Linked DNA regions of Mus musculus: region 2 is linked to region 1. Evidence: chromatin loops called from intact Hi-C (ENCODE). Cell type or tissue: heart. All regions are shown on one strand. Links, peaks and the distances in the headings refer to the core of each region. The heading gives the core; the rest is flanking DNA.

Region 1 (8,000 bases), core at 1-8,000:
TCTCTGCTTCCTGCCTGCCTTGGCTTCTGCAGGCCCCTCCACCCCTGACTGGCACCTCACCTCCGCCCAGGGAGATGGAGGCCAGGTGAGCAGGTGGCCGACGGCCTAGGCCAGAGGCTCAGCCCAGCAGCTGGAAGGCCAGCCTCTGGAGGATGTCTATGCTGGCTCCAGTTTCATGACAGCCTTTCATATGCAGGGACACTTCATTCTAGGTACCAGAGCAAACACTTCACAGGCAAGATCTGTCTATAGTCTGTAAAGCACTCAGAGAGGGTGAGGACTCTCCCATTTTACAAATGAGATCAAGGCCCAGAGAGGAGATGGCTGTAGACCATCCCCTCCTGTGTGGATCAGTGTAACTATGGTAACGCCCCTTTGGGCTTTATCCTTGCTATGTGTGCATGGCTCTGAGGGACATGGCCACCTTATGATCAGATCCAAAAAGCTGTCACTTTCTCGATCAGCTCAGTGTGAGCTTTTACATGTGGTTTACATGTGATCTACTACATGTGATTTACATTCAATGTTACATGTGATAGATGGTGAGAAGGGACTCCCTGCCCAGGGCCCACAGCCGTGATATTGCACCATGGTGGGACTGGGGGACTCTAAGTGCTGTTGATAGTGGCTCACAGGGGTATGCCTCCCCCGGTATAGTCATACCGGATCTTATTTCTGTGGATTTCAAGGGTAAAGGTCATGGTGGCAATCCCCAAGCCTCACCCTTGTGCTCTGATCTCTGTGCCCTAATAGCCACACCAAGCAGGCTCAGCCTCTCCCTAGTTACCGGAGGTAAGTGGGTCCCCCGAGCGGAAGGAAGGAGGCCCGCAGAGAAAGCAAACAAGATAAAGAGTGGAGGTGAGGGAGTCGGGTGGGTGGAGGGGAGCGCTTAGCTTATCTGCTAGGTGGCGGATATGCCCACAGATAGCGCCCGGGGCACATGGGAGAGGAGATGGGGCCTGAGAACTGGGAATGTGGCTCCCCTTTTCTGTAGGCACCACAGAGCCTGTTGGGGGCCACTTTCTACACCCTGGGTCAGTAACGCACAGTTGCTGTTCACTGTCAGGATACAAAGTTCAGGCTCCACGTGCATGGCCCAGCTAGCGAGGTGGTGTTCTGGTTGCCAGCTGCTCCTGGCTTGGTTGGGGAGGCCCATTGCCTCCAGAACTGACCTGTTGACCTCACAACCTTACTACCCAAAGCCTGGGAGGTGGCTGGGCCTGGGGAGGGGCTGGCTCCATAGGAGCTGGATTAGCGCCACACAGAGGGCGTCTGTCCCTGAGTCAACCTGCACTGCCACCTGAGGGGCGGGCATCGGGAACTGGAAAAACCAGGGTACAGCCCTAGCTGCAGCGCCTGTGCCCCAGTTCTGCTTGGAGTGGCCCAGGCCTGCCAGGCAATTGGGGCCAGAAGATACACTCCACAGGTGCCCCAAGTGTGCCCGAGCCAGGCTCTCCTGCCAGCCAGGTGGGTGCCCAAGTGATGATGTCCCTGGGGAGGCCCTTCTGCAGCCCTTGGCATGCTTCTTTGTGCACTGCGAGTTTGCCATTCACTCTCTCCTTCATCTCTTCATTCATTCATCCATTCATTCACTCCTTCATTTCTTCCTTCACTCTCTCCATCTCTTCATTCATTCATCCATCCATCCATCCATCCATCCATCCATTCATTCATTCACTCCTTCATCTCTTCATTCACATTTCCATATTTATTCAAGACTGATGCGTTGAGACCTCCTTCACATGAGGTCCTGTGCGGAGCCACACATGGGGCAGATAAACCAGACTCTTCCTGCTCTCTCTAAGCTGCCAGTCTCAGAGAGGGAGGGAGGGAGAGGGGGAGCAGAGCCGATCCTCGTATGTGCACAGATAATTTCAAATGAGGCATAAAAGCTAGGCTGTGAATTCCCCTGGAGCTGAAAAGATGCTAATCTCTCAGTCACACCACCACATCCCAGTTCTCAGCGCTGTGCCAGACACGTAGGTTGGGCTTGTTTCTGTTTGGTAAACTTGAACCTGGGTAATAGACGCCCCATTGGCTCACCAGGAGCCCTGCAACCGAGCAGGTAGTGAAGGTTATAGAGCAGCTTAGCAAGGTGGGCACTTGGTGTGGTGGGTACGTTGTGTGAGACCATGGCTGCTTGCTTGCCCTAGATGCTGGGGAAATTTAGGCGACTCTTAGGGTCCTCGGTGGTCCTCCTGGCGTGTTCTGGGACTTCTCAGACACTTGCAGACTCTGGCAGGCAGGGCCTGTGGGTGCTCCAGAGCTATGTGGTTGGAGGAGGAGGAGGGGGCAGCACGTTTTCAGCAGGCAAGAGCATGCCCTGTGGACGCCGCCTCCCCTGCATTATCTGGCATATCCGCAGCGGAAATCTCTCCAAATTCCCTTTTTCCTGCCGTCAGGCAGGCCACCCCCAGGCTCTGGGGCCAAAGAATAGAACCCATCTCTTCCCCCACTTCCTCTCCTGGCGTGAGATGGTGGGGAGCAGGGGAGGGTTGGCAGGTGGCTCGGGCCTTTGTGACCCCCATTCTGCACTCTGAGCACTGGGGCTCAGATGAAGTGCTTGTGACTTGGGGGCTCTATCTCCCAGTTCCCTGACCTTGGTCCCCAGTGAACCAACACTTACTCCAAGTGCCGCTGGATTTAGAGAGAACACTAGGGGAAGGGGAAAGCCAGGGCCTGGCATTCTGGCGTCTGAGTTTTGTGTGAAAGTTAGACGAAGAAGAGAGATATTTTCGTTTTGTAACAGCTCTGTAACGAGAGTGAGGCCAGAGACACACAGCAGGATGCTAGAAAGGCTCATGGAGCTGGGGGAGGTGTATGTAGCTAACTCCATAGCCCCCTGGGTGGGCCTGGTGACCTGGGAGCTCCTCTCCAGGCTGTTTTAGCTACAGTCTGGACTTCCTGGTTGGTGAGGTAGGTCTGCAGGATTCATGTTGCACCAATATTGAACGCTGTTCCAAATTGAGGTGTTCCTGGGAACAGCAAGGGGAGTGGGTGACAGGAGAGATGCCTCGGACATCCTCAGTTTACCTTTTGGCTTTGAGACCTTGAACAAATTGGCCTGTCGGAACCTCGGCCTTCTCACCTGCAGAGAATAGGGTTAATGCTACTAGCCACACCCACATGTGAAGGATTGCCGTGAGGACTAAATAGATGTGAAGTTCTGACCCTGCACACAGTAGGTGCTTCATGCTTAGGAATTCAACCTTTGTGCAGATTAACTGATTCCGGCTGGGGTGGGTACCTTTGTCTTACTGTTTGCTTCTGAATAACCCCCCCCCCTTCTCGAAATAGGTACCCAAGTTCACTCTGTGTGTGTCTGCTGGCCAGCCTGGGCTAACTCAAGGGACCACAAAGAGTCAGGATTATTGACTGCCTGACTTGTAGCAAATGCAGGGCACAGGCTAGCCCGTGACAGAGCCCCGTCTCATCCTCAGCCCCATCTCCCTTTCACCTCTATTCTATTTCCCAAGGAGAGAGGGGCTCTGCTCTCCAGCCTGGCTTGGTCAGAGGCTCGATGAGGGCAGGGGACTTGAAATTGGCTTCCAGGGGGTGGGGTGGGAGGTTGTCCCTAGATTAGGATCTGCCCCGTGTCTGGAAACTTTTGTCCAGGGCTTTTTCCTTACGGTGCCCGAGTGACTGTCATTTTCTGTATCAGACATAGAGATGCACCTGTTGGGCACCCTGTGGCTCTCAGGATGGAATCTAGACTTTTGCTTGGTGTTCAAGGTCTCTCTGCTGCATTATTGCGTGCGACACTTCCTTCTATTTGTACCTAGAAGACTTCTCATACCTTTTGTGTGACAGGCTCTTACCCTTAATTCCCTACTCTTAAAACCTTTGCCCTGTTGAATGTCTACACAGCCTTTAAACCCCAGCTGAAGTATCCTCTCTGGCTCCTCAGAGGCCTGGCCATCCTCTTTGCCCTCTGCCGGCCACTTCATATGGACATGCCATATACTTTTGCCAGTACTCAAGTGTGTTAGCATTCACCTCAGCATCCATGAACCACATGGGGCTAGGCTGAGGATTTGGTGCAGGGAGTTAGTGGTGCCTCTGGACCCTCTCTGCAGAAAAAGCGAAAGGGGCATTGCAAGACCTGGGGGCAGCTTCTTCCAAAGCCACCCAGGGCCTGGCCAGCCCCGTGAGGTGAGCCTCCTGTCTGAGCAGTTTCCTGCCTAGTAGGCCAGGAAAGAGCTTGGGATGAGGAGCGGGGTAAGGTGGTAGGAGGATGAAGCCCCAGCGTCAGGTGCCTGACCCCCTAGCCAGCTGGCCAGGATGGACCACTAAAAGAGGAAGAGCTACTTCCTGGCGGCTCTCTGAAAGGAGAAATACCCTGGCTTTGGAAATGAGTTCAGGGAAAGAGCTGGGCCCAACCTTTCCTGCTTCTTGGAGACCAGCCCCGGAACAGGAAAGAGATGGAGTCCTAGGGTAGAGGGGCCTTGGCAGGGGGGCATCCTGGCTGGGGAAGGCCATCTGGTTCGTCAGGCGTGGGGGAGACACAGATAAAAATCTCTACCCTGGTCAGTTCGAATCTGTTGAGATCCCGCTGGGCCAGTCTGCACAAAGCAGGTTGCAGGAAGGGGTGTGTGTACTGGAGGTGAGCGGTGGCTCTCCAGTGCTATGCTTCAAGGTGTGACATTTTCTGCAAAAGGCAGCTGGCATCCGATGTGCCGGGGTTTGGGGAAGTTGGGGCCACTTGAGACAGGGTGTCTAGGAGACACTGGCCATGGGTGTGATGTTCTATCAGCAAGAACACAGCTGGGGACTGGCATACAGAATTAACCTCCTGTCTCTCCTTGTGCCTCTCAGCCTGTTCTCCAGGATTCTTCAAGTCTGAGGCATCTGAGAGCCCTTGCCTGGAGTGTCCAGAGCATACCCTGCCATCCACAGAGGGTGCCACCTCCTGCCAGTGTGAAGAAGGCTATTTCAGGGCACCTGAGGACCCACTGTCCATGTCTTGCACACGTGAGTCTTACAGAGATCCAGAGAGAGGTGTGACTGAGGCGGGGGTGGGGGTGGGGGGTGGGGTGAGATGGGTGGGTGGGGAGGGAGGGAGGGAGGGGCAGCTCCACTGACCTCCACTCTCTGGACAGGTCCACCCTCTGCCCCCAACTACCTCACGGCCATTGGCATGGGTGCCAAAGTAGAACTGCGTTGGACAGCTCCCAAGGACACTGGTGGCCGCCAGGACATTGTCTACAGTGTCACTTGCGAACAGTGCTGGCCAGAGTCTGGCGAGTGTGGGCCCTGTGAGGCGAGCGTGCGCTATTCAGAACCTCCTCACGCCCTGACCCGCACGAGTGTGACAGTCAGTGACCTGGAGCCCCACATGAACTATACCTTCGCTGTCGAAGCACGCAATGGTGTCTCAGGCCTGGTGACTAGCCGAAGCTTCCGGACTGCCAGCGTCAGTATTAACCAAACAGGTGAGCCAGGGGTAGTGAGGACTCTCCAGGGGCACCTGCCTGGGTGAGACTTGAGGACGGGTACCCAGGACTCAGCTGTGTGCAGAGAGGAAACAGGAAGTGGCTAAGAATTCCATCCTTCCTGGTCTATGTAGTGAGCACCAAGCTAGCCAGAGATAAATAGTTAAGACTCCTGCTGAGTGTGATAGCGCATGCCTATAATCACAACACTCATGTTCTGAAGGTGGAGGCAGGGAGATCGGGAGTTCAAGGACATCCTTAGCTACATAATGAGTTCGAGGCCATTGGGAGGCACAGGAAAAACGGGACATGGCTCAGGTGTTACAGTGCTTTCTACATAGGCTTGGCTGAATTTGGATCCCTAAGACCCATAGAGATAGGGACTCCCCAGCTGAAACAGCCAGGTCTGGGTTCACTAACAGACTGTACCTCAGAATACAAGGTGGAGACAGTGGAAGAAGACAGCATTTGACCTCCACATGCACGTGCTCCAACACACATGTGCATACACACACACACACACACACACACACACACACACACACACACACACACACACACACAGAGCGATCTGTATGATCAACTCACTCAACTCCGGGACTTCAGGTTACTTCTGGAGAGTTTTTAAATGCTTTTTTTTTTCAGAAGTAGAGATGCTCTTGAAAACTTATTTTTACCAGAGAATGGAAAGACACCTCACTCAGTATAGTGCTCCATGCACGAGCTTGGGGCCTGGGTTTGACTCCTTAGCACTGTGGTACCAGGCAGACACCAGCGTGTGGTTGCAATTTGAGCACAGGGCTTGTGGAGACAGGCAGGTCCCTGAAGCTGATCAGGGAGCCTGACTGGATGAGAGAACTCCAGGCTCAGTGAGTCTCTGTCTCAAGAAGATAAAGTAGAGTATGACTGGGAAGACGCCTGATGTCGACTTCCGTCTTTATCACGCATGCTTGCATACCAACATGCACTTGTGTGTGTGCCCATACAAATGCATTCATACATGCAAATACAGAAACACAATATACAATATAAGGCTTTTCAAACCTTGCCTGATCTCCAGAAAAACTCGGTGGCAATCAGCTAGTGACTTAGTTATTATTATTTATATGTTAGTGAATGTCCCCAGAGGACATCTGATGGGCTAGCTTCTGCTGTCAGGGCAGCATCCATAACAGGACATCCAAGAACCCCATGCAGGATCTGAGGGCCATGGTACTCTGTCGCTATCCTTCACCCCTGCATGGCTTCTCACACCTCTCCCCTCCCTCTTCTGCCCAGAGCCCCCCAAAGTGAGGCTGGAGGACCGAAGCACCACCTCCCTGAGTGTCACCTGGAGCATCCCGGTGTCACAGCAGAGCCGTGTGTGGAAGTACGAAGTCACCTACCGCAAGAAGGTAAACTCGATGGGGGTTGGCACAGGCCATGGAGATATTCAGTGCACAGCGATCTGGAAGGGTTCCCTTCTGCGTCTGGGGAAGCTGAGACCTGGGGTTTCCTAGAAGCTTATAGGGGTGACTATTTTGGGTTCTCAGAGCCAGTTAGAATGAGCTCTTGGAATTAAGCTAGTCCTGGGGATGTATAGTCCCCCTCTGGCCTCTGGTGAATCTGTACTCCTGTACCTCAGTTTCCCAAGAGCGTCTGCCTGGTTGGACAATACAGGAAGCCATTTTTCTGGGTAGGATCTTGGCTCTTAACTTCTCTCCCCACCACCACCCACAGGGGGATGCCAACAGCTATAATGTGCGCCGCACGGAAGGCTTCTCCGTGACCCTGGATGACCTTGCTCCGGATACCACGTACCTGGTGCAGGTGCAGGCGCTGACGCAGGAGGGCCAGGGAGCCGGCAGCAAAGTGCACGAGTTCCAGACACTGTGTGAGTCAGGGGACCCTGAACCACGTCGGACATTGTTGGGGAGGAAGTGGGTTCAAAGAGTCTAGAAATGCCCTTCCTTTTAGCAAGGGCACGGAGCAACCATATTCGGGTATAGTGAGCACTGAAACGGACATGGAGGACCAGGGATGTGTGCTCTGGGTAGTGTTGAAAGTGTGGGAAGCTGCAGTTCTGACGTGGGTATGCCTGAGTTCAAGGCTTGCCTAGAAAGCTCGAAAGTTGGGCTGGGGTATGACTCAATTGGTTGAATACCTTACCTAGCATCCCCCAGGCCTTGGGTTTAATCCCTAACATATGGACTAACTCCTGGTGTGTTCCTGTGAAGGATCGAGGTTTAAGGTCTTCCTTGGTTACGTGATGAGGCCAGTTACATCGGTCACATGAGATTCCGCTTCAAAAATTGGTGGTGACGCACGCCTTTGATGCCAGCTCTTGGGTGGCAGAGGAGGGTGATCTCTTGAGTTAGTTGGAGGGCAAGCAGAACTACACAGAGAAACCTTGTCTCAAAAAACACCAAAATAAGTAAATATTTAAATGAGGAAATTCATACAACAATACAAGCAAATGAAACAGCTAAGGGTTCTTAATTCTCCATAGACCACTGGCAAGGCCCCTCCCTCTCTGCCTAGCTATGAAACAGGAATTAATATCCTTAGGCGGGAATGTGGAGAGGTGGC
Region 2 (15,720 bases), core at 3,177-11,176, 48 kb after region 1:
GACTGCTCTTAGGAAGGTCCTGAGTTCAAATCCCAGCAACCACATGGTGGCTCACAACCATCTGTAATGAGACCTGATGCCTTCTTCTGGTGTGGCTGAAGACAGCTACAGTGTACTTACAGATAATAAATAAATAAATCTTGGGGCCGGAGTGAGAGGGGCCAGAGCGAGAAGAAAAAAAGTGAGTCTCAGCCGGGCGTGGTGGTGCACGCCTTTAATCCCAGCACTCGGGAGGCAGAGGCAGGCGGATTTCTGAGTTCGAGGCCAGCCTGGTCTACAGAGTGAGTTCCAGGACAGCCAGAGCTACACAGAGAAACCCTGTCTCCAAAAAAAAAAAAAGAACAATTTTTTTTTTCTCAATAAAAATAGGCCAGTCGCTAGAAGGTTTCTTTCTGTGAAGTTATTATTTTGAAGCCCTGGTCAAAGGAGCCTGTGGAGTTCGCCATTGGGTTTCTGTTTCCTGCCTGGAGAACCTTAGGAAAAGCAGTCCTGACAGAACACAATGACTTTTGCAGAGTGTAATACTGGAGCGAGAGAACTGAGGTTGATGGCTGCAATCGCATTCCTGTGTATTAAACTGTTACATCTTAATTATTCACACAGCTCATTGGTCCGATAGCATTAAAATACAGAACAGCAACTCGAAATTTACCTCATTCCATGTTCAGAGACAAATGCCTTAGCCACTCTTCCCATTATTTCCTGGAGGCAAGGCCTTGCTTACAGTCTGATGGCAAGCACATGCTGACAGTGATGGCCATCGAACACTGGCCGTTCCCAAAGCTACTGTGTGAAGAGGATGCTGAGGGCCACCACTACACAGCATACGGCGACATAAGGACTCTTGCGTTCACCAATTCGGGCACACTTCCAAAAATATTCCCAATTGTCCAGTTTTATTTCTGTCCAGGATGCTGGGTGCCAGGGATTGGATACAAGCAGCAGGATTACAGTCAGCAGCCTCTGAAAATTTAAAATGGCAGACATAGTGAGGCCGGTGTTGCTCCAGCCACATCACCCTTCCAGGCCGGGTCGGAAGAGGACGCACGCCAGCTGCCTATCGAGATCTAAAGCACCCCAGGAGAGGCCCAAACTGGCTGTGTTGTCAAGGATAACCTTAAACTTCTAATCTTTTTTTTTTCTAAGATTTATCTATTTATGTGTTTCGGTGTGTTGTCTGCATGTACATTTGCACACCAGAAGAGGGCATCGGATTCCGTGACAGATGGTTGTGAGCTGCCATGTGGGTGCTGGGAATTGAACTCAGGACCTTTGGAAGGTCAGCCGGTGCTCTTAACCTCTGAGCTATCATCTCTCCAGCCTCAACTTCTGATCGTTTTATGTCCTCCTCCTAGGCACTAAGGATTCCAGGAATGCATGTGTGTCTGCTGGGGATTGAACCCAGGGCCTTCTACGTGCTGTGCAATTGCTCCACCAACTGAGCTATGTCCCTAACCTGACTCTCCCTTTTAGTTCAACATCTCTGAGCTTCTTGTGTCTCTTACACAGAAAGGTGTTTCCTCTGCTCTGTAGCCCCATCCCCCACCCCGCCCTGGGCTGGGGTCACACAGGAGGAAGTGGTGTGAGATACAGTTGGGTCAGAGAGCTCCTGCCCCCCACTGGTGGCACAGAGCAGTTGGGGCAGGGGCTGACAAGGATGGGTGGTGGAGGAAGGAGAGGGTCCAAGAGTTGAAAATGGACTTCAATTGGGAGCTGAAGAGAGATGGCTCAGTGATTAAGAGCACTGACTTTGAGGGAGTCAGTACAGCTCAGGACCCCAAGACCAAGTTCTCCACACAAAGATTTATCTGTCCCAGAGGGACAGAGGGTGAATGTGGTGGTTTGAATATGCTTGACCCAGGGAGGTGTGCTTGGCACTATTAGAAGATATTGTCTTGTTAGAGGAGGTGTGGCCTTGATAGAGGAGGTGTGGCCTTGTTAGGGGAGGTGTGGCCTTGATAGAGGAGGTGTGGCCTTATTAGAGGAGGTGTGGCCTTGTTTGAGGAGGTGTGGCCCTGTTGGAGGAAGTGTGTAACTGTGAGGGTGAGCTTTGAGACCCTCTTCCTGGACACTTGGGAGCCAATCATCTCTTTGCCTTTGGAACTAGATGTAGAACTTTCAGTTCCTCGAGTCCCATGCCTGCCTGGATGCTGACATGTTTGCTGCCTTGATGATAATGGACTGAACCTCTGAACCTGTAAACCAGCCCTAATTAAATGTTGTCCTTAAGAGTTAAGAGTTGCCTTGGGCCGGGCAGTGGTGGCACACGCCTTTAATCCCAGCACTGGAGAGGCAGAGGCAGATTTCTGAGTTCGAGGCCAGCCTGGTCTACAAAGTGAGTTCCAGGACAGCCAAGGCTATACAGAGAAACCCTGTCTCAAAAACAAACAAACAAACAAACAGCTTAGCTGAGCTGCAAAGAAGACCCTGAGACCAGACCAGCTACTCAGAAGGTTCATTTAGACCAACAGAGACATCTGGAAAGGACACTCCAACTTGTTGAGCTGCCTGCAGGCAGTAGAGTGTGTTCCAGGTTCCCAGTTTGTTAGCTGTCACTCATACTGGGGTGGGCTTCGGTGACTGAGCTGTCTTTGAGTCATTTCTGCGCCTCTATGTAACCCCTCACCTATATATCCCTGTAGGAAATCCCAATAAAACCCACTGGCTCACCGAGCGGGCCTTTGGGGCTTCTTTGTAACTTAATCTGCCATGGGTTCCCTGTCTGGGGTGAGCAGACCTGTGTTTCGAAAGTTTTGACTCACAACAGGGTCTCCAAAACAGGACTATCTCTGGAGCCCTGCAGGCCTTCCAGCTACAGCTAGGAAGATGCTGAGAGGCTGACCGTCCTGAGACTCCCCAGGGTAGAGAAGGAGAACATGTCTACCCCCAGAAACACAGCTCTCTCTTCTTCAGGCACTTTGTTATGAGCCTGACCTGTCATGCAAACCTTCCAGGACCCTTCCTTGCTCCAGCTCAGTTCCTGACCTGCCCTGACCCAGCAAGGCCCTGCAATGCCTATGAAACTCCAGGTCCCAAGAGGAACCGGACCCAGGCAGGGGACCCCTACAGACCCTCTTTTCTTCCTCTCCCTACACATCTCCAGACATAGAACGCCACTTAAAATTCCAGCCCCGCCCCTCAGATCCTCGGTTTATCCGTCTGCAGTCCTCCCCGGGAGAATCGTCTTTCCCAGCCTGAGCCTGAGCTCTCGGGGTGCTCTGATTTTGTGGGTACAGAGTCCTGTGGTTTTTCCTTCAAGGATGAAGATAAAAACCAGATCCTGGCAAATGCTTGGCAGCACATGGGCCCCTAGCCACAACCCAGCTGCCACCAGAGCAGTTGTCTGTTTGCTTACTTATTTATTTACTGAGCCAGGGTCTTACTATGAAGCCTTGACTGGCCTAGAACTCTGTGTGTAGCAGACTGGCCTTGGCTTTGCAGTAATCCTGCCTCAGAAGTGTTGGGATTGCTGATACCACACCCCTCAAGAATTGTAATTAATTTTTTATTAATTAATTTGTTTTATGTTCATGAGTGTTTTGCTTGCATGCCCACTGTCTCAGCTACTTGGAAAAGCTATCATTCTCTTCCATGTCTGGGGTCCCCACAAGGCCCACCCTGACCTCTTACTACCCCCCTCCCACACCTGTGCTGGGAAAACAGGTTCCCAGGGCTCTGGCTCCCCTCCCAACCTGTCTCTATCCAGGGCTGGGAAGACAGGAGTGGGCAGGGCTGGGCAGGGCAAGGCTGGGTAGGGGAGGCCAGCTGGGGTCTGTTTGTTTTGGGAGTTTTCTTCATAAACTCGTCTTCTACACAAAAGAAATGGTGGCTGCAGGCACAGAGCCAGCTCTAGGCCTTTGTGAGCTGAGGGGCCTCACCCTAGATTGCTAGGGGGTCATTTGAACTCTTTGGAGATGCAGGACCATCTTACGGAATCTTGGAAGCCAAGGGGCGACTTTTCCGTCTCACAGAGAAGCAGACTGCGGTTCAGAGAGGGTCTCAGATGGGAGGAGGATGCTGGAGAGTGGGCTGGGGAAGACTGGCTGCTTCCTGTCTTCTTTCAAATCCCTTTCTTCCCCATTCCCATCAGCTTGGGCATTCCTCCTCTCCAAACCTCAGCCCCTGCCGCTCTGTACTCTGTCTTCGACATGATCCCTGCCACTCCAGACCAACCCGGGTAGGGTACAAGATCAGTAGGAAAGGTCTTCCCAGTACATGATCCTGATAACTACTGTCTGGGAACAGCCATCAGCTTTCATCCGGGTCCTGGGGACCCGATAAGGCCCACAGGGATCCCTTTGCTGGCCCCTCCCACACCTGTGCGGAGATAACACTTCCCAGGGGCTCTGGATATCTCCAGGGCTGGGAAGGGAGAATGGGCAGAGCCTACTACCAGCATTTAACCATTAAGTAACCCATGATGGCAGCATGGGGTTTGCAACGGTCTAGCCCTATTTAAAAGCTGTCACTCAGGGATTGGTCAGTCGATCTATAGCAGCCTCTGGTCATGATGTGTCTCCTTTTATGGGGAGGATTAGACATCTTGAGAAACAAGGAACTTGCCCCCGGATAGCACAGTCTAATCCTGGACTTGAAGGTGTCACTTCTCCATGCTCTCTTGGACAGACAGTCTGGAGCCTGAAGCTCTGACCTAGGCCTCAGCCTTGACATCTCTCCTCAACTTTCCATAGGCTCAACTTTCCAGGCAGGAGAGTCCTTGTGCCTGTCTAGTGCCCGTCCTAGCTCCCAACTCACTGTGTTAAGATGAGTTTGCTTCATGTTCTTACCCTGACCAGGCCCCACCACTATACCGAAGCATTGTGGGTCCCCTTTTATTCACAGCCATGTCCCCCATCCTCCCCAGTACAGACCTGATGTCTATGCTGAACTCTCATGGACCAAATGGATTCCAATTCAAGACTCAGCTTCTCTATAGCGCCCTCTACCGGCCAGACTAAACTTCTGTAGACCTCTGGGTACGAGCCCATGCTTGCTCCCAGATCCGCAGCATAATAACCCCCTAGGTTTATAGAATTCCTTTCTTCCACGGAGCTCAAAGCGCTTTCCCATCTGTGATCTCCCTGGACTGGGACCAGCTGCAAGAGTGTGGGAGGGCCATCATTCATGTCCCCATTTTACAGAGACAAACTGAGGCCTGAAAAGAGAAAAGGCGAGCCTTAGCGTGTGCAGCCGGAGGGTCTTCCAGGTGTGTTTCCCCAGTCCCCCCCACCCCCCCCCCCCGGTTCCTGACGACCACACCGAGGCCCAGCAGGGACAGACTTGTCCGAATAAGTCTTGGGCTAGAACCCATTGTCCTAAATACCATCGGGGGCTTTCCCACGACAATTTGAGCTTTGCCTGCAGACATGGACCAAGGGCTTGGCTAGTTCATCAAACATCACAGGTCTCTGCTAACCTGTATAGACAAGGTGTCCCTCCCTCCCCAGGACAACTGGGGGATGGTTCTTGAGTGGCTGGAAACCACATGAGGAGGAGCGGAAGGGCAGATCCCACTGGCCGTGACTTCTGATCTGGGTTTCAGCTTGGACATCTTCCCATAGTGTCCTGTGAGCTCCCAGAGAAGAGAGTCCCCGTCCATCTATCTAGTTCCCATTCAACTCCCGAAGAGCAGACGCTAGCAGGACTCTCCGCCAGCCTGGTATGATCAGCAGCTGCTGAGGAGAATCCAGACCCAGCCTGACTTTCAGAGAGGACGAGCTATTGTGTTTTTAACATCTCCTGCTCAGGCACCTGGGGTGGGGATGGGGGGAGGGGGATGAGAAAAAAAAAATCAGCCAGTCTGAGCCACAATCTCAATTCCCACCCCTCTGCTATGCCCCTCCTGGTGCTTCTGAGCCTGGTATCCCCTCGGCCAGATACTGGCAAACATTTCCATTCTCAGCTTTGAGGGTTGCCGCGTCTGCCACACCTCCACTATTATAAAGCACAACAGCTATAGAAAATAGGTGTATGAATAAGCGTGAATGTGTTTAAATAAAACTTTATTTATAGAAACAGGCTGTGAGCCGTTGTTTACTAACACCGGCTTTCCATCTCCAGGACTGCTGGCTCCCTCCCGCCTGTACCCTCTCTTCCACATCCCGTTGTGTGGGTGGTGAGCATCTTACAGGAAGTTTGGAGAATGAAGATAAAGGTGAAGGGGCAGGATGCAAGGCACAGGCATGCATGGTGTGGCCTGGTGGAGGGAGCGGGGTGGGGTGGGGTGGGGGTGGGAATGGGGGTCGGGGTGGGAGTGTGTACGGCTTGCATAAATATCCAGAGATGGAATAGAGAGAGCAGTGCTGGTCCCAGGAGTGTCTGGGTTTGGAGTCATCTCACAGGTTATGACAAAGGGGAACTGGGCTGAGGTATCACTGAGTGGTGTGTGTTTCTAACGTGACCATGGCGTGGGCTCACCTCTTGGGCTACTGGAGGGTTCAATGGGCTGATGCCATCATCCGGGGCACCATGCTGATATTAACCCAAATGCCTGAATTGTCACCAAGGTCCCATCTGGCCCAGCAGAGCTCCTTAATGGTAAGGACTATCCTCACGACCAGGTGTCATGGCACTTGTGAGCTTCTAGGCTGGCTAACCTCATATCAATGTCCCCAGTGCTCAGGACAGGGTCCAGCAGTCAGCTCCTGAGGGGTTTCTGCTGGCCCTCTGCCATACTGGGAACCTCTTGTTCTGCTTAGCCTACCCGGATATGTGAGGATTCTGACATCAGACTCTCACTGGAAGTCCCCTGCCCCTGAGTAGCTGAGTGTGGCTTTCTGAGGTCATGACTTTTCCAGGCTCCTCCTCTAGCCCCTGGGCCGCCCAGCCAGGTAGGTCTCCAAAAGGTGGACCTAGCCACATGCAGCCACCCCACCCCCACCCCGTGTGCGCACTGCATCCTGGGGTCTCTTGGTTCTCAGTCTCCACATCTGCACAGTGGGCTCAGGGCTATGCAGATCTCAGACCGAAGGGGACGTATTCTATATAGAGATGTTTTGTTAGAACAGGGTCCCCTTCTGCGGGGAGGGATGCAGCCTTAGAGTTGTGGCTCAGGAGAGTTGACACATGCAGACAATCGTGGTAAACCTCGGGGCCAGTGACCAGAGGCTGGGACAATGTTTCAGTCCCTCCCCGTCACAGGGTACCAAGTTCAGATCACAGTGTGCACAACCTTGAGCCCTGGCTGGGTCACTGTTGCCAGCGTGGTACTTTCTGTGTCAATTGGCCAAGGGCAAAAAGCAACCTGAAAAGGATTTAGAATGATGCCGTCTCAGGCTGCCCCCTGGTGGTCACTTGTTGTATGACATGTACAGCTCAAGACAACTTAGTCCTTGGTTCCGGCAGGGGCTCCTCTGCCTGCAGAGATCTTTAGAACTAGAGTTACAACACCAATTTCTGGTCTCTGAGAAAGGGGTCCTGTTGGGAAGCAGCCACCATTGACTAGGCCTACACTAGGCATTTAAGAAATGAACTTAATAGCCCTCTTTACTCCACAGTACTATTTACTCCCTGAAGTATTTACTCTCTCTTGCTGCCATCCCAGGGCTGAGCATGGACAGTGGCTATCACTGCCTCGATCAGAGATCCCTCAGGACTCTGCCTCCCCCATCAGACTGAGCGTGTGCATGCCCATCCCCCCATCCTAGTTCACCTGTTGTTCTGGGGTCAGGGAGACGTCTGACCTATGAGTCCAGTTGGGAGCCCCAATCCAGGCAAGAATGGACATATTCCAAGGGCGGCAGGCACATTGCCTTATTTCTAGATCTTTCTGGAAGGGCTTCAAGCTCTGATTGCTGGAACCCACCCAAGATTTTTGCCTTCTCTTCAATCTCCTGGGTCTCTCCTCCCTCCCACCCCCAGGACAACTGGCCACTGGCAGACTCCTCTCTCTCTCTCTCTCTCTCTCTCTCTCTCTCTCTCTCTCTCTCTCTCTCTCTCTCTCTCTCTCTCTCTCTCTCTCTGCCCTTCTGAGTCTCATATATTCTTGGGCAGCTGGCTCCACCCTCATTGCTCCCAGAATATGCCTCCCAAGCCCCAGACTAGGCCAGGTCCTTTCTCCATTTCACAAGGGCTTCACCTGCCCTATGTGGTTCCAAGTGGACCCTGATCACTGCTTGAGAAACCTCAGCATTGAATTCCTCCACTGACATTGTAGGCTCTAGTGTGCAGGGTGGAGTCTCTACACCATACAGCCCTTGCTGGACACACCAGGGCTCAGCAAGTGCCCGCTGGTGAGGGGCAGCCCGACGGTGTCTCGGCCATGATCCATCTTCTAGACCTGACACCTGGGACCGTCACCACCTATTAACTGAGCACCTACTAAGGGTCCTCCCAGCTACCAGACGGACGCCCACTCAGTTCTGCCAGGCCCTCTTCTGTTCCTGTTATCAGGTTTTGCCTCTCTTGGAGAGACTCCTCGCAAGGTCTCATGGCAAACTCCAGTATGATTCCACCACAGTCCGCCCCGGGGAGCCAATGAATTTATTGAGCTTGCTTACAGAGTGTGGGTGAGGAGTTACCTGCAGGAGACCGAGGGGGGAGGGTCCCAAAGTATACAGCAGCTACTTCATCCAGGACTGATGACGGCTTCTCCATAGCCATATGGATGCAACCCCCTTCAATCGACTTTCCCGAGTGTATATATTCTAGCCACCCCTGAGAGCAGAATTACACTCAGAGAGTTGAGAGGAGCGTCTGGAATCCCAGACAAGGATCCCATGGTCTTCCCATCCACTTGCTCGAGGGAGTATCAGTGGTCAGCAAGCCAATGGCCTCTTTCGAGCAGGGCACATACGAGCAGATGAGGATGGCTGCTATTGTGCTTAATAGAGAATCCTCTAGAATGTCCGGGGGGGGGGAGGGTCTACAACCTCAACCTCTCCTACTGCTCCCCTGGTGTCACATGTGCCCAGAGTGTCCCCAAGTGTATCCCTGTTTTCAATCCTCTGTGTACAGAGAGTCACCCACCAGTTCTAGCTGCCAGCACTCAACCCAACCTTCAATGTCTGGTTTCAGGATCACTGTAGACTTGCTATCCCCATGTCCCCTTGGCCCTTGGCAGGAGCTGTCACCTCGCAGGCTTTATTGGCAATAGGGGCAGCACTCTCCGTCCTGACCCTGAGCTCAGCTCACACATGGCTCTCTCCACCGTGTTCCCACTGACCCTGGGACTGCCAGGCAGGCACGGGTCTGATTCACCACTGGAATGACTCCTGCAGATTAATCTTTCTCCCATCCATCCCTGTAATGTCCCTTCTCCATGCTTCAATACCCACAGCAGGGCGGGCTCTCAGAGCTGCAGATGTCTGCCCATTGATGGACAGCCACTAGACGGGGCTCTGCCTGGGTTCTCAAGCTTGTGCCAGGAGAAAAGAACATGAGGGGTGACGGGCACCCCCAGGCACGGTGCTCCCAGGTTTCTTCCCCTCTCTCCCATGAGTGGGTGTGTCGGGAGGACACCCGAGGAGGTCAGAGGATGGTCACAGGGCAGATGGGCTGTGGGGTGAACTGGGAAAGGACAGACCGTTGTCCCGGGGAGGGCAGCCACACATCTTGGACCTGTCAGCACATCGTCTGCTTCAGCAGAATTCCAAGGATTGGGAAGGTGAATGTGGGAATGCAAGGAAGAGCCACCACCCGCCTTCCCCCAGTATGGCCTGGTCTCTCAGGACGGTACCAGTGCTGTAGAGTGACAAGATAGAATCAGCGGGAGGCTAAACAGTGTAAATACATGGGATGGGCAGAAGCACCCACCCCATCCCCGACCTGTGTCCCTGAGTTGGCCACACGGGGAACACAGATGACCCTTCTGCTCATTCAATGCACATTTCCCCATCCCAGGCACCTCCTACCCGGGAACTGCCCTGTCTCTCTGCTCCTCACGGGTCCTGTTCCTTCACCTCCACCCCAGCCCCTAGGCTGTTAGGCTGCCAGCAGGAACATCAGCAGCTGTGACCAGCTCCCGCTCTTACATCGTGGTGAGTCAGAGCCGTGCCTCCAAGCCACATCCAGTCAGAAGGGCAGACACATCTGCCTGCTTGGTACCAGGTCTCATGCACAGGACAGGACCAGAGCCTGGCCATAGGCAGATCTGTCTTTCCTTCTCCACACAGGGGTGGGAGCAACCCTGACACCAAGTGAGCCACCTGGGTGTCCTTATGATAAAGGACGGTCCCCTCACAGCCACCTCAGCTAGGCCAGGCTTAGAGAGCAGAGTACCTGGGCCCAGAGCAGGCAGGATGGGACACTGGAAGACAGACTTTCAAGTGTGGTTTATGCTTGCATGTACTCAGCACTTCACATGACTGCTGGTCTTTAGTTGCCTCTGTGGATATAGGAGGCTGAAGTCACAACAGCCGACCCTTGGAGTCCTTGAGCTATCGGCCACCAGGGGTTCCAGCCCTTTGTTAGAATGGTACGGTATTTCCGCATAATCCAGGCACATCCTTACATATACTTTATATTCTTCCCCCTTATCTTTTTTGAGGCAGGGTCTCATGTAACCCAGGCTGACCTTGAACTCACTACGTAACCAAAGATGACCTTGAACTTCTGACCACCCTGATTCTACCTCCCAAGTGGTGGCATCCCTGCTCCTGTGCACTGTAAGTCACCGGTCTCGGGGCTATCTGTGATGCATGCCCCCTGTTGTCCTGTGTTGTGTATGGAGCAGTGATATTCATGTGTTTTCCTTTCAGATTCAGTTGTGGGTTTAAGTAACACTGTCTATATGAGCCAGGTCTCCATTTACACCTAGGTCTTAAAGCACCAGAGACAGCATGGGGCCACCTCCACTCTGACTTTACTCAATAGCTCGAGTCCCCAGCCCTGGGCAGCCCCAGCAGGCCTGGCTTCTGCTCTGCACAGGGTCTTCAAACCCTTGCTCTAAGCCATATTCATCCCCCAGGGCTGTCTCTAGTGATACAGGGCTGGTAAACAGACCCATTGACTCCTCTGTCTGGAAACAGGAATGTCCAAGGATGGGGTGAGGTGACATTTACCTCAGATACAGGGTGCTTCAGGCCTGGCAAGGTTTGTCACAGCACATCTGACCACTCTCTCCAGGATCCTAAATGAGTGCATGTGAATGCACACAGTGCATATGTGTGAGAAGAGGAACACACACACACACACACACACACACACACACACACACACACACACACGCTAACAGCCATACAAGTGCCAGCAATTAGCCTCCACTATTCCATGACAGAAGTTCCTAGGTAGGGTTTGCCTATACTTCCTTGCTCCAGAGGAGCCCTGGGAGGTAGCCTACCTTCTTGCATGAGACCGCTTATCTAGCCAGGAGGCCACTAATGCAGTGTCTTGGTCCTCCCTCAGAACTCCCTCCCTGGACCAGCATCCTCCCATAAGCAGGTGACTATCAAAAACCCCTGACCTGGAGGCTGGCGAGATGGCTCGGCAGGTTAAAGGTACTTACCAGGAAGTCTGGTTACCAAGTTTGATCCCTGAGACCCACATAGTGGAAAGAAAGAATAGAGTCCCGTCCCCCCCCACCCGCCACCCCAAGTGTACTTTGATCCCTCTCTCTCTCTCTCACACACACACTAAAAATAAAGCTCAGGGCCAGACAGTGGTGGTGCACGCCTTTAATCCCAGCACTTGGGAGGCAGAGGCACGCATACTTCTGAGCTCGAGGCCAGCCTGGTCTACAAACTGAGTTCCAGGACAGCCAGGGCTATTCAGAGAAATCCTGTCTCGAAAAGCCAATAAAATAAAATAAAACAAAATAAAATAAAACAAAACAAAGCTCGATCTTGCTCATTGTGCACAGTGGGATGAGGCTCATCTTTGCAGAATTCCCCTTCCCAGCCCTTTCCCCTGACCTTGAGCTCCAGAAAGCAGGCGCTACTCAGATTTGAAACTAGAAGTCTTCCTTACAGGGCCGAGTCCTGTTACTTTGGTTTGCCTTACTTTGGTTAGCGACAACAGGTACACTGGCACAGAGGGGGCGGGGCGCACCCCAGCCCCGCCCCCTCCGCGCTCCCCGGGTCCCCGCCCGCCGCGGTGTCGCCCGGCCTTGGCAGCTGCGGGCGCGGCGCGAGGCGATCCGGACGCGGCAGCGGGGACTAGGAGCGAGAGGAGGGCGAGCCGCGCAGCCCCGGCCCACGGAGACATGAGCGCGCGGCCGCCCACCGCACCCCAGGCGCAGTGGCCCAGCCCCGCCGCCCCGTGATGGGATCCTGTGTGTCGCGAGGTGAGGACAGGGCGGCCCGGGACGCAGCGAGAAGCGGGGGGCGGGGGGGGGGGCACCAGCGCTCCGCTCAGGGAAGCCAGGGTGGGTGTCCGCCCTTCATGGATCAGCCGCGCCCCAGAGGACACGGTGCGCCCCACGGGGACAGAGCTCGGGAGGGGGGCGAGCAGCGCGCAGAGGGGACGGAGGTCTCCGCACCCCACGCCCCACTCGGCACCCGGCAGGTGGCATGAAGCAAGGTCCGGTGCCATGCTTTCTTCCCCGCAGCTACACGCCTCCTGCAGTGTGCCTGAGAGGGGAGGGAGCCTTCCTATTTTTTCTGGTCCTCTTATGGGCCACTGAGCTCCAGGAAGACCTCGCTCCCGCTCAAGATGCCGGCAGGCCTTTTTAAGCCAGGATCCCATTTCTCCTCTCAGGGTGCCTGTGTCTTTAGCCCCAGAACCCTACCCCCACCCCACGCAGGAAGGGGTCAGTAGGGATGAACAGGTTATCAAGGCTCCCTCTTCCCCACCCTCATCCCTAACTCCATCCCCACCCCCACCCCTGCTCAGGGGACAGGAGAGGACAGAGGACAGCTGATGCTCCCAGTAACCCCTGGGCCTTTGTCTCTCACCTGGCACCTTGGCCATTCCAAGGTGATTCCAGAGAACTGGAGTGACTGTCCCTCATCTGTGGGGTTTGGGGAGAGCACTGTCTGTAAATGGGTGTGTGTGTGTGTGCATAGGATCTTTCATAGATGCTGTGGGGAGGGAATATTTGTATTTGGAGTAATATTTTAGGAGAGGTTGCGGAGTATGGGGACATGCCTGCACTCAGAAAGTGGAAGATCAAGAGCTCAAGGCCAGCATCCACAGCATAGAGAATTTGAGGCCAACCTGGGCTACATGAGAGCCTGTGTCAAAAAAAAAGCAAACACCTCAAAAGAGGTTGGGTCATGCCGGGAGTGGTGGTGCACGCCTTTAATCCCAGCACTTGGGAGGCAGTGGCAGGTGGATTTCTAAGTTCGAGGTCAGCCTGGTCTACAAAGTGAGTTCCAAGACAGCCAGGGCTATACAGAGAAACCCTGTCTCAAAAAACCAAAAAAAAAAAAAAAAAAAAAAAAGAGGTTGGGCCATTGTCCCACTTGGGAGTCTTACCCACTGTGGGAGCAGGGGGCGGGGCCAGGAGTGAGAGTGTACAGAGGTCAAGTCTACTCACCTCAGCCCCAAGGTCTTGCAAGACTGACATTGTATTGGTCACTGGTAATTTACCCAGACAGAGAAAGGTAAAATGGCCTTAGAGTGGGCTGGCAGGCCCCCTGGGGACACCCCAGGAGGGGGTGTTGGAATGTTGGAAGCAGCCCTCTCCCATTCTCTGGACTTTGAGGGCTTCCTCAGGTTCCCGGGGGAGTGTTGAGGGAAGTGACTCAGGGGGTCCCCGGAAGGTGACAGCAGGAGGGACAGGAGGAGCATGGTCAGGCTGTATGAAGTTGGTTCAAGTTGATTGGGGGTGACGAGGTACTTCCTGAGTGTCAGGCACCACGTTAGAAGCAGCTGGGAAAATCCAGTATGGCTCCTGGTCTGTTGAGACCTGAGGAACCCAGCCTGGCATCTGGCCAATGGGACAGTTCTCAGAGTGGAAAGCCCTGAAGGGTCTTTTAGGTCTACTCTCAGAGTCTGAGCTGTCCCCAGAAGCCCCAACGACTCATGGATGGCCTTCCATGAAGGCAGTTGTGGGTGTGAGGTATCTGGATATTTTTTCCTTAGTGACCAGGTCCCTTCTCCACCCCTTGGCCAACCCATGCCGGAGTGCACTGGCCCGTGAGCACAGGAGCCACCCAGAACAGTATAGAGGCCAGACAGCAGTGATGCCTGCCAAAGTCACACTGAGTCTGTGGCCTGGGGTCTCCAAGTCCCGTGCTCCTCCCGTACTCCCCTCTGCCAGGGCAGTTTGTGGTCACGCTGGCTGGGACAGTCTCCATTCTTCATCCTGCATCTTGGGCTTCCTGAGTGACACCCCCAAATCAAGCTGCATTGTCTTAACTTCTCTGTCCTGAGAGGTCTCAACGTGCACTCCAGCAAACTTAGAAGCGAGAGATCTGGTGGATACGTGGACAGAGGTCAGCCATCCTTCTAGAGACCCAGCTGATGACCCACTGGGCAGAGGTTACCTGCTCGCCTGTCACTTGGACGGTTTTATGGCTCACTGGGCTCTACTCTAAAACCCTGTAGGCACAGAAACTAATGCATCCAAATACTATGGTCAGCCCCATTTTACAAGTGACTACGCGACCTTGCCTAGGGCCATAAACTGGGAAAGAGCAAGGACCCGGCTCTGAGTTCTCCACAGCTAGGCCCTCAGCCTCAGCACCACGGAGCCAGCCCTTGTGGAGTTCAGACTGTTGACCACAGTCCCCACCTGCCAAGGGTTTTCATGGGCCATGCACAGAGCCTGGAGTGGAGGTCAGGGATCATGAACTTTGCACGAATGTCCCATGGAGTCTAGCAGGTCCCCCTCTTCCAGGTCCAGGCCATACCTGAAAGATCCACCCTGCCCAGCTGTTAGCCTCTGCTGCTGGGCTACAGGATCAAGAGTCCCTAGTCCCTGCCAGTGTTCCCCAGTGTGTCATCTTAGCAAGTTCAATGGGGATGGGAACGGTGTGGGAGTGTTAGAATGGGTGGGGGGAAGGTCGCGGTGTGAAGACACCCTTAGCATCAGTACTGAGGACATCAAAACTCCATAGCTGCTTCTCTCGTGGGGCTAATGTACCAGCCTTCCAGGGGCCGATTACCGCAGGCCTTCCTGGTAGGCAAGGGGACCCCCTCCTGTCTCCCAGGAGGCAGTGGGTGCTAAGCACCATGGGATACTGACCACACACACCACATCTAAGAACTAGTTTGTGTTCCTTTTCTATTTCAATTTTTCTAACTTTTAACTTTATATTTATTTATTATTTTTGAGTCGGGGGTCTTATCCTGTAGTGCCTGGCTCACGCTGAACTCAAGGTCATCCTCCTGCTTCTGTCTCCCAAATGCTAGCACTTCATGTTTGGGCTACCATGTCTGCCCTATTTATCTTTTTTCTTCCCCTTGTTTAAATAGGGTCTCCTGTAGCCCAGGCTAGCCGCAACTTGCTATGTAACTGAGGGTGACCTTGAACTTCCGACCCTTTCGCCTCTGCTTCCCAGGCGCTAGGATTACAGGAGTGCACCACTGTGCGTGTCTCCCGTGTGTGGTGCTAAGGGACCGAACCCAGGGCTTCACGCATGCTGGGCAAGCACTCTGTCCACTGAGGCACATCCAGGGCCGCTGGCTCATCTTGTTAAACTACCACTCATTAGATGCTTATCCTGAGCCAGGCTGGGCTAGCCTTTGCTCTCCTGACTCCTTAGCTCTCCTTGAACCTAGCAGGGAAGTGGGTTCAGAGAGCAGCAGAACCCCCCCTCCCGCACCCCTGGGCTGCCCAGATGCAAATCCAGGGCCTGTAGACCCCAGTGCTGGGCCTCACCCCCCCCACCCTATACG

What was found. Peaks named below come from ENCODE experiments on the same cell type or tissue, not always from the same donor. Only the 100,000 strongest peaks of a DNase experiment are listed, where the experiment ranks them.
Region 2: it touches region 1 in a loop (2.2-fold over the local background); 7 of 42 quality-filtered maps call a loop at or near these places.

What each region holds. Positions count from the first base shown.
Region 1 is chr4:141,311,772-141,319,771 of GRCm38, forward strand. Epha2 (Eph receptor A2) reads left to right here. Exons shown (of 17, transcript NM_010139.3): 4 at 4,816-4,971; 5 at 5,100-5,432; 6 at 6,711-6,826; 7 at 7,152-7,305. Among named protein-coding and RNA genes, the nearest start is that of Epha2, 15 kb to the left of the region's middle. In heart, for the core only: a CTCF peak has its summit at 3,922 (motif pointing left); DNase peaks (open chromatin) are centred at 2,376, 4,350, 4,950, 5,060 and 2 weaker places; H3K4me3 peaks cover 916 bases; H3K27ac peaks cover 4,250 bases.
Region 2 is chr4:141,356,105-141,371,824 of GRCm38, forward strand. It overlaps Fam131c (family with sequence similarity 131, member C), which reads left to right and starts at 12,088. Exons shown (of 7, transcript NM_001085513.2): 1 at 12,088-12,220. The coding sequence starts at 12,199. It also overlaps the pseudogene Gm13076. In heart, for the core only: CTCF peaks have their summits at 4,950 (motif pointing left) and 7,286 (motif pointing left); DNase peaks (open chromatin) are centred at 6,707 and 7,207; H3K27ac peaks cover 1,854 bases; H3K27me3 peaks cover 3,363 bases.